2 separate regions of the Homo sapiens genome follow, and region 1 is linked to region 2. Evidence: chromatin loops called from intact Hi-C (ENCODE). Cell type or tissue: IMR-90. All regions are shown on one strand. Links, peaks and the distances in the headings refer to the core of each region. The heading gives the core; the rest is flanking DNA. Region 1 overlaps BLMH (bleomycin hydrolase). Region 2 has its middle 48 kb from the start of SLC6A4.

Region 1 (2,815 bases), core at 71-2,570, 83 kb before region 2:
GAAAGACACTTTAAAAAAATAATTGACTATTGCGGAAATGTGTTCAGTGCATTTGGGAGTGTAATGAAAGATTTTCCAGAGCCCCCGTTTGCTATGTTACTTTGGTAACTTTGTATTTTGTCATTGTGACAAGTGGGACTAATTTGCATGCATACTTTATAGCATTCCTCCTGGTCATTTATGACAATGAAGGTTAATTTGTAAACTAAATCATATAGGATTCCTTGACTGTTCACCATTCTCTATTTTAGGGTTACTTATAAATAGTTGTTACTTGTAGGAAGTTGAGTAAATATCTTGATAGAGAAATCTGCTAAAAAAAAGAATTAATGAGGTTTAAAAAATTTTTGAAAACAGGTACATGCAACTCCCAAGTGTGTCTCTCACACTAACTAGAACATGCAAGGACCTCTCTCACATGTATTTTGCCTTTTGTTTCTTTGTATTTAACAATGTGAGTGTAGTGCTTATGCAAAAATATTCCCCAATATTTTGGACATTATTTATTTAAATTTTAATCAGCAGTGATTTAAATGAATTCAGAAACTGGTTGGTTCCACCAGCTCAAAAGAGATCAGTTTTCTAAGAAGTTACTTCAAACGCTTTTTTCATTATTTTTTAAAGTTTTCTTGCCTAAATGACAATGTAAACTTGTCAGCTTCTGATGTGGAGAATTTATGTTTAATCATCTCCTTTTTTTCCTGCATACTCTTGTGACACATAGAGAATGGACTCCCACTGAGAGACTAAGTTCTGCATGTTCCATATTCTTTCTGAAGAGCTACAGCTAGAGCCTTATTTATTTGGAGCTGTTGAGCCCCTTCAGTTTCTTCTGAATTCCTTTTACAACCAAAAGCCAGTTTTCCCCATGATCGTACTCCCTTTATTTTGTACTATCATTCTTTTTACAGCTATGACCATGAGTTAGTGTTTGGTGTCTCCTTGAAGAACATGAATAAAGCGGAGAGGCTGACTTTTGGTGAGTCACTTATGACCCACGCCATGACCTTCACTGCTGTCTCAGAGAAGGTATGACCCTCAGCATGCCTGCTGGAGTGTTTGCACAGATGGATCTACATTCTCCTGTAGACTGTTTACCCAACAAAGCTTCATTCATAGTGTATATGATTTCTGTTAAAAGTTAGTTTCCAAGTAAGACATCGTACCTGCGTCACTTGGGGCTTGGCTGCGTGCTTAGAGGTAATATAAAAATAGGAACTTTCTATGAGGAGAATTTGGGTCAGCAGGGAGCGACCAAGTAACTGTTTCTGTAACTTTGGAAGGTCATGGTTTAAAGAGAAGTCAGCAAGGGAACTTGAGAGAAGATAACTTCTACTTTATAAGGAATCAAAATGTGCCCTGAAAGTGTTCATATCTTGATGACCTATGTTCAGATTTCCCTTCATTTGTCATTCAGATTCTTTTGCAGTAAAATGTCAATAACAGTAATTTGTGGACTCCATACCCATTTCTAGTTATATGCAGAGCTTCAGGAAATTGGATGTAAAGTATTTTGAATTTCCTGTGAAATAGTGTGTATAGTAATACCACTTTTTATAGGTTATAGAGTTGGAAACAACTGAAATTTTATCTTTCACAAATAAACTCCTCACTTCCAGTCAGTAAAAATAGATATTTTCACCTCTGTGCTCAGGATCATCAGGAAGGAAGAACTTGAACTACTTTAATTCTTTACCACCACAAGCAAAAATATTCTTTCTAGCCTAATTCCTGGAAAGTCACAGAATAACTACCTTATATAAATTGTTCTAGAAAATCATTTTTTTTTTTTTTTTTTGAGATGGAGTCTCACTCTGTCATCCAGGCAGGAGTGCTGTAGTGTGATCTCAGCTCACTGCAACCTCCACCTCTGGGGCTCAAAAGATTCTCCTGCCTCAGCCTTGCGAGTAGCTGGGATTACAAGTGCCCGCCAACACACCCAGCTGATTTTTTTGTATTTTTAGTAGAAGTGGGGTTTTGCCATGTTGGCCAGGCTGGTCTCGAACTCCTGACCTCAGGTGATCTGCCCGCCTCAGCTTCCCAAAGTGCTGGGATTACAGGCATGAGCCACCGCACCCAGCTAGAAAATGGTTTGATAGAGAATTGTTTTTGCTATCCTATCCACTAGATTTATGATCTTTAAAATGTTTAGAAATATCTTAGCATATCATTATGCCACATTTTCCTAACTAGCCTATCTAAAAGTCCTGATTTGCTTTTTATACTCTATGCAGAATTGTGAGTGGGATGGGGTTTTCTTTCTGTACCTTTTTCTCACCTCTTCCAACTACTTCACTTGAAGGGTGCCCTTTCAACCCCACAGCATCTAAGATCCCTGTGCTCTCTCTGTATTCAAAACTTGGTCTTAAAGGTTTAATTACATTCCTGCAAATTATAAGGCTAGTGCTTTAAGTAGTAGAACTCTGAGGTATTCTCAGTTTTATATGAGATCAAACACAGTATGGTGTAAAGGTGCCCTGAACTTAAGAGGCAGTCTTAATGCTGATACTCCTGATCCTCATGTAGTTTTCATAAATAAATGTAAAGGTTGAGGTCTTGTAAACCAGCGAGCTGTTTTCCTCATTATTCCATTCGTCAGTAATCTCAGCTCTGTAGTTAGCGAGACTCCCACACCAAGAAACAGGTTTTTAGGGTTACCCAGGAGAATGTGTGGAGTATAATTTGCATTACTTATGTAGATCAAGAAAAGTCATTTTAAAACAGCAAAAGGTGATTTAAGTGTTATCACCCCAATTTAACAAAATTCTCACATTTGAATTATAAACAAAACATAAAGTTAGGTTATAAAAGGAAT
Region 2 (2,815 bases), core at 269-2,768:
GGAGGCCGAGGCGGGCAGATCACCTGAGGTCGGGAGTTCGAGACCAGCCTGACTAACATGGACAAACCCCATCTCTACTAAAAATACAAAATTAGCCAGGCGTGGTGGCAGGCGCCTGTAATCCCAGCTACTCGGGAGGCTGAGGCAGGAGAATCGCTTGAACCTGGGAGGTGTAAGTTGCTGTGAGCCGAGATCATGCCATTGCACTCCAGCCTGGGTAGCAAGAGCGAAACTCCATCTCAAAAACAAAACAAAACAAAACAAAACAAAACCTGTACTGGATTAAGGAAAAGGCAGATAGTTCCCCTCCACACCCCCCTCAAAAAAAAAAAAAAAAAAAAAAGCAGGGAGTGGAAAGGTAGTTAATGCCTGTAATCTCAGCACTTTGAAAGCTGAGGCAGGCGAAATTGCTTGAGCCTAGGAGTTTGAGACCAGCCTAGACAACATAGTAAAACCCCGTCTCTACAAAAAATTAGCCAGGCGTGGTGGCATGCAGCTACAGTCCTAGCTATTTGGGAGGCTGAGGTGGGAGGATCACTTCACCCTGGGAGGTCAAGGCTGCAGTGAGCCATGATTGCATCACTGCACTCTAGCCTGGGTGACAGAGAAAGACCCTGTCTCAAAAACAAATACCAACCCCCGCCAAGATACCCAAATGTTAAATGTTAATAAAGATGTGAGAGCCATCAGGGAACCACAAAATAAAACCATGAGATACCACAACACCTACCAGAGTAGCTAAAAGACAAAAAGCCAGAAGACAAATACCAAGGGTGAGCAAGATGTGGGGCAACTGGAACTCTCATACATTGATGGAGGGAGTGCCTTTTAGTTCAAATATTCTGGAAAACTAATTGGTAGTTAACTACTAAAGCTCAACATGAGCATACCCTATGAATCAGCAATTCCATTCCTCAGAATTACCCAACCAAAACATACATGTATGTACTAGATGACAAGCGCAAGAATGTACCTAGAAGATACATTACCTAGAAGATATTATTATTCATAACCCCAAAAAGAAATAACCAATGTCCATCAACAGAATGTAGTAGTAAAGAATCTACAAAACAAGCAAAACTACTCTAAGGTGCTAAAAATCAGAAAGAGTAGGCTGGGAGAGAAGTTTAAGGGGAGCTCCTATGGCACAGGTAATGTCTTTTTAAACTAGGTGTACTGTGTGAATCCATTAAGCTGTAAACTCCATGTGCAATTTAAACCTTATACTACAACAAAAAAATTTACTAAGAGTGTTCTGGTAACTTTTGGCACAGAGCTATCATGAATGGAACCTTGTATCAAATAGGACTTTTTGGGTTGTGACAGCAGAAATCCAATTCAAACTAACCTAACAGAAAAAGGGAAAAGTATTGGTTTAAATGTCTTAAAAAAAAAAAAAAAAAAAAAAAAAAAAAGCTACACTAGAGCCAGAGATGCAAAAGCAATCATCAGGTTTTTTGTTCTTCTCTCTGTCTGGCTTTCTTGTTGTGGGTTTTTTTTCTGCCAGGCAGCAAGGCACTCTCCATGAAACTCCAGACTTACCTCATCGCCATAATCAGCAATGACAACAGAAAACATCTTTCTGTAAATTCTGACAACATGACCAGCATCAGCCTAGCTTGAGTCACATACCCTTACTGTAGGCTATTCTGCCCCATTTGAACCCGTGGACTAAGAGTAGTAAAGGTGTGTTTTCTCAAAGGCAAATCCTGCTGTTACCAGGAAAAGGGGGAATGAATACCAGAGAGGCAAAACCAACATTCTGTATATTTGGAGGAGACAGAAGAAAACTCTTCATTTGCAGTCTCTCATCCTGATTTATGTCAAATTAAGTTGGTTAATAAAAGTAATTTATAGCTTTCCTATCTAAGGATCCAAGCGGCTTTGTAAAAGTCTCTGAGCTTTTCCCTCTGGGAGAGGGAAACTGAGTTTATCATCAGATGTCTCTGACATCAGTCTCTCCTCCTAGACTACCTTGCACACTACGATCAAATTAATCTTCCCAATGCATGGCTCTAGTTATAAAACAATCCCAAGAAAGAAACCATACTCCCCACCAAAGTTAAAGATTTTTTCTGTCACTCATGGTCCTTCCATGATGTCACCCTTTTACCTTTCCATACTGATGTTATGTTGCTCCCTTTTTGTACACCAAGTCAGTGATTTTGGGGGTTTGTCACTGTCACTGATTGACTTTAGAGTATTAGGATGTAACTGACATTTAATCTATCAGTCAGAGATTTGGGCGTTAACTTTCCTGTGACTTTTCCTTTCTGGTTTTAAAGGTACAATAAAATGATTTATAAATTCTAAATCTGACCCTTAATATATTTCATCTAGTCAGCATTCTTATTAAACCAAGTTTATCCTTCTAAAAATAAGAAAGTGTGCTCTTTAGGTAGAGTATTGTGAGATATATGAACAGCATTTTCTTAATGGGAAGACCTAGTAGAGAACTATTTTCTCCACAGCATTCATCTTTCCCCATAAATAAAATATTTACAGTGTATAATTATTTCTCCTGAGTTTCAAAGACTCAGAAGAAAGATACTAGTTTTATTTTTATACACAAGTGGAACTTGTAATAAACTGCACTATCTTTTTCAGAGTAGGTGAAACAAGACATGTTTAGAAACAGGCCACCTAGATCTTTAGCTAATTTCATTTAGGCTAATGTCTCCACAGCTTCACCTTTAACTAAAAGTGATTTACATATATAACCAATTTACTAACTTGTCAAGGTTTCAGAATTACAAATTAATTTCTACTAAAAGCGAAAAGATGAATTGTGACATGAGTAAAATTATTTTAAAAT

Evidence for each region. A loop is a pair of places that touch in the nucleus more often than their neighbours do. Peaks named below come from ENCODE experiments on the same cell type or tissue, not always from the same donor. Only the 100,000 strongest peaks of a DNase experiment are listed, where the experiment ranks them.
Region 1: a loop joins it to region 2, with 3 times the contacts of the local background. A loop is called at or near these places in 4 of 110 quality-filtered maps.

What each region holds. Positions count from the first base shown.
Region 1 is chr17:30,269,485-30,272,299 of GRCh38, reverse strand. BLMH (bleomycin hydrolase) reads left to right here. Exons shown (of 12, transcript NM_000386.4): 10 at 912-1,029. Among named protein-coding and RNA genes, the nearest start is that of BLMH, 21 kb to the left of the region's middle. In IMR-90, for the core only: no CTCF peak of the experiment used is centred there; a DNase peak (open chromatin) is centred at 1,009.
Region 2 is chr17:30,186,487-30,189,301 of GRCh38, reverse strand. No RefSeq gene overlaps it. Among named protein-coding and RNA genes, the nearest start is that of SLC6A4, 48 kb to the left of the region's middle. In IMR-90, for the core only: no CTCF peak of the experiment used is centred there; no DNase peak of the experiment used is centred there.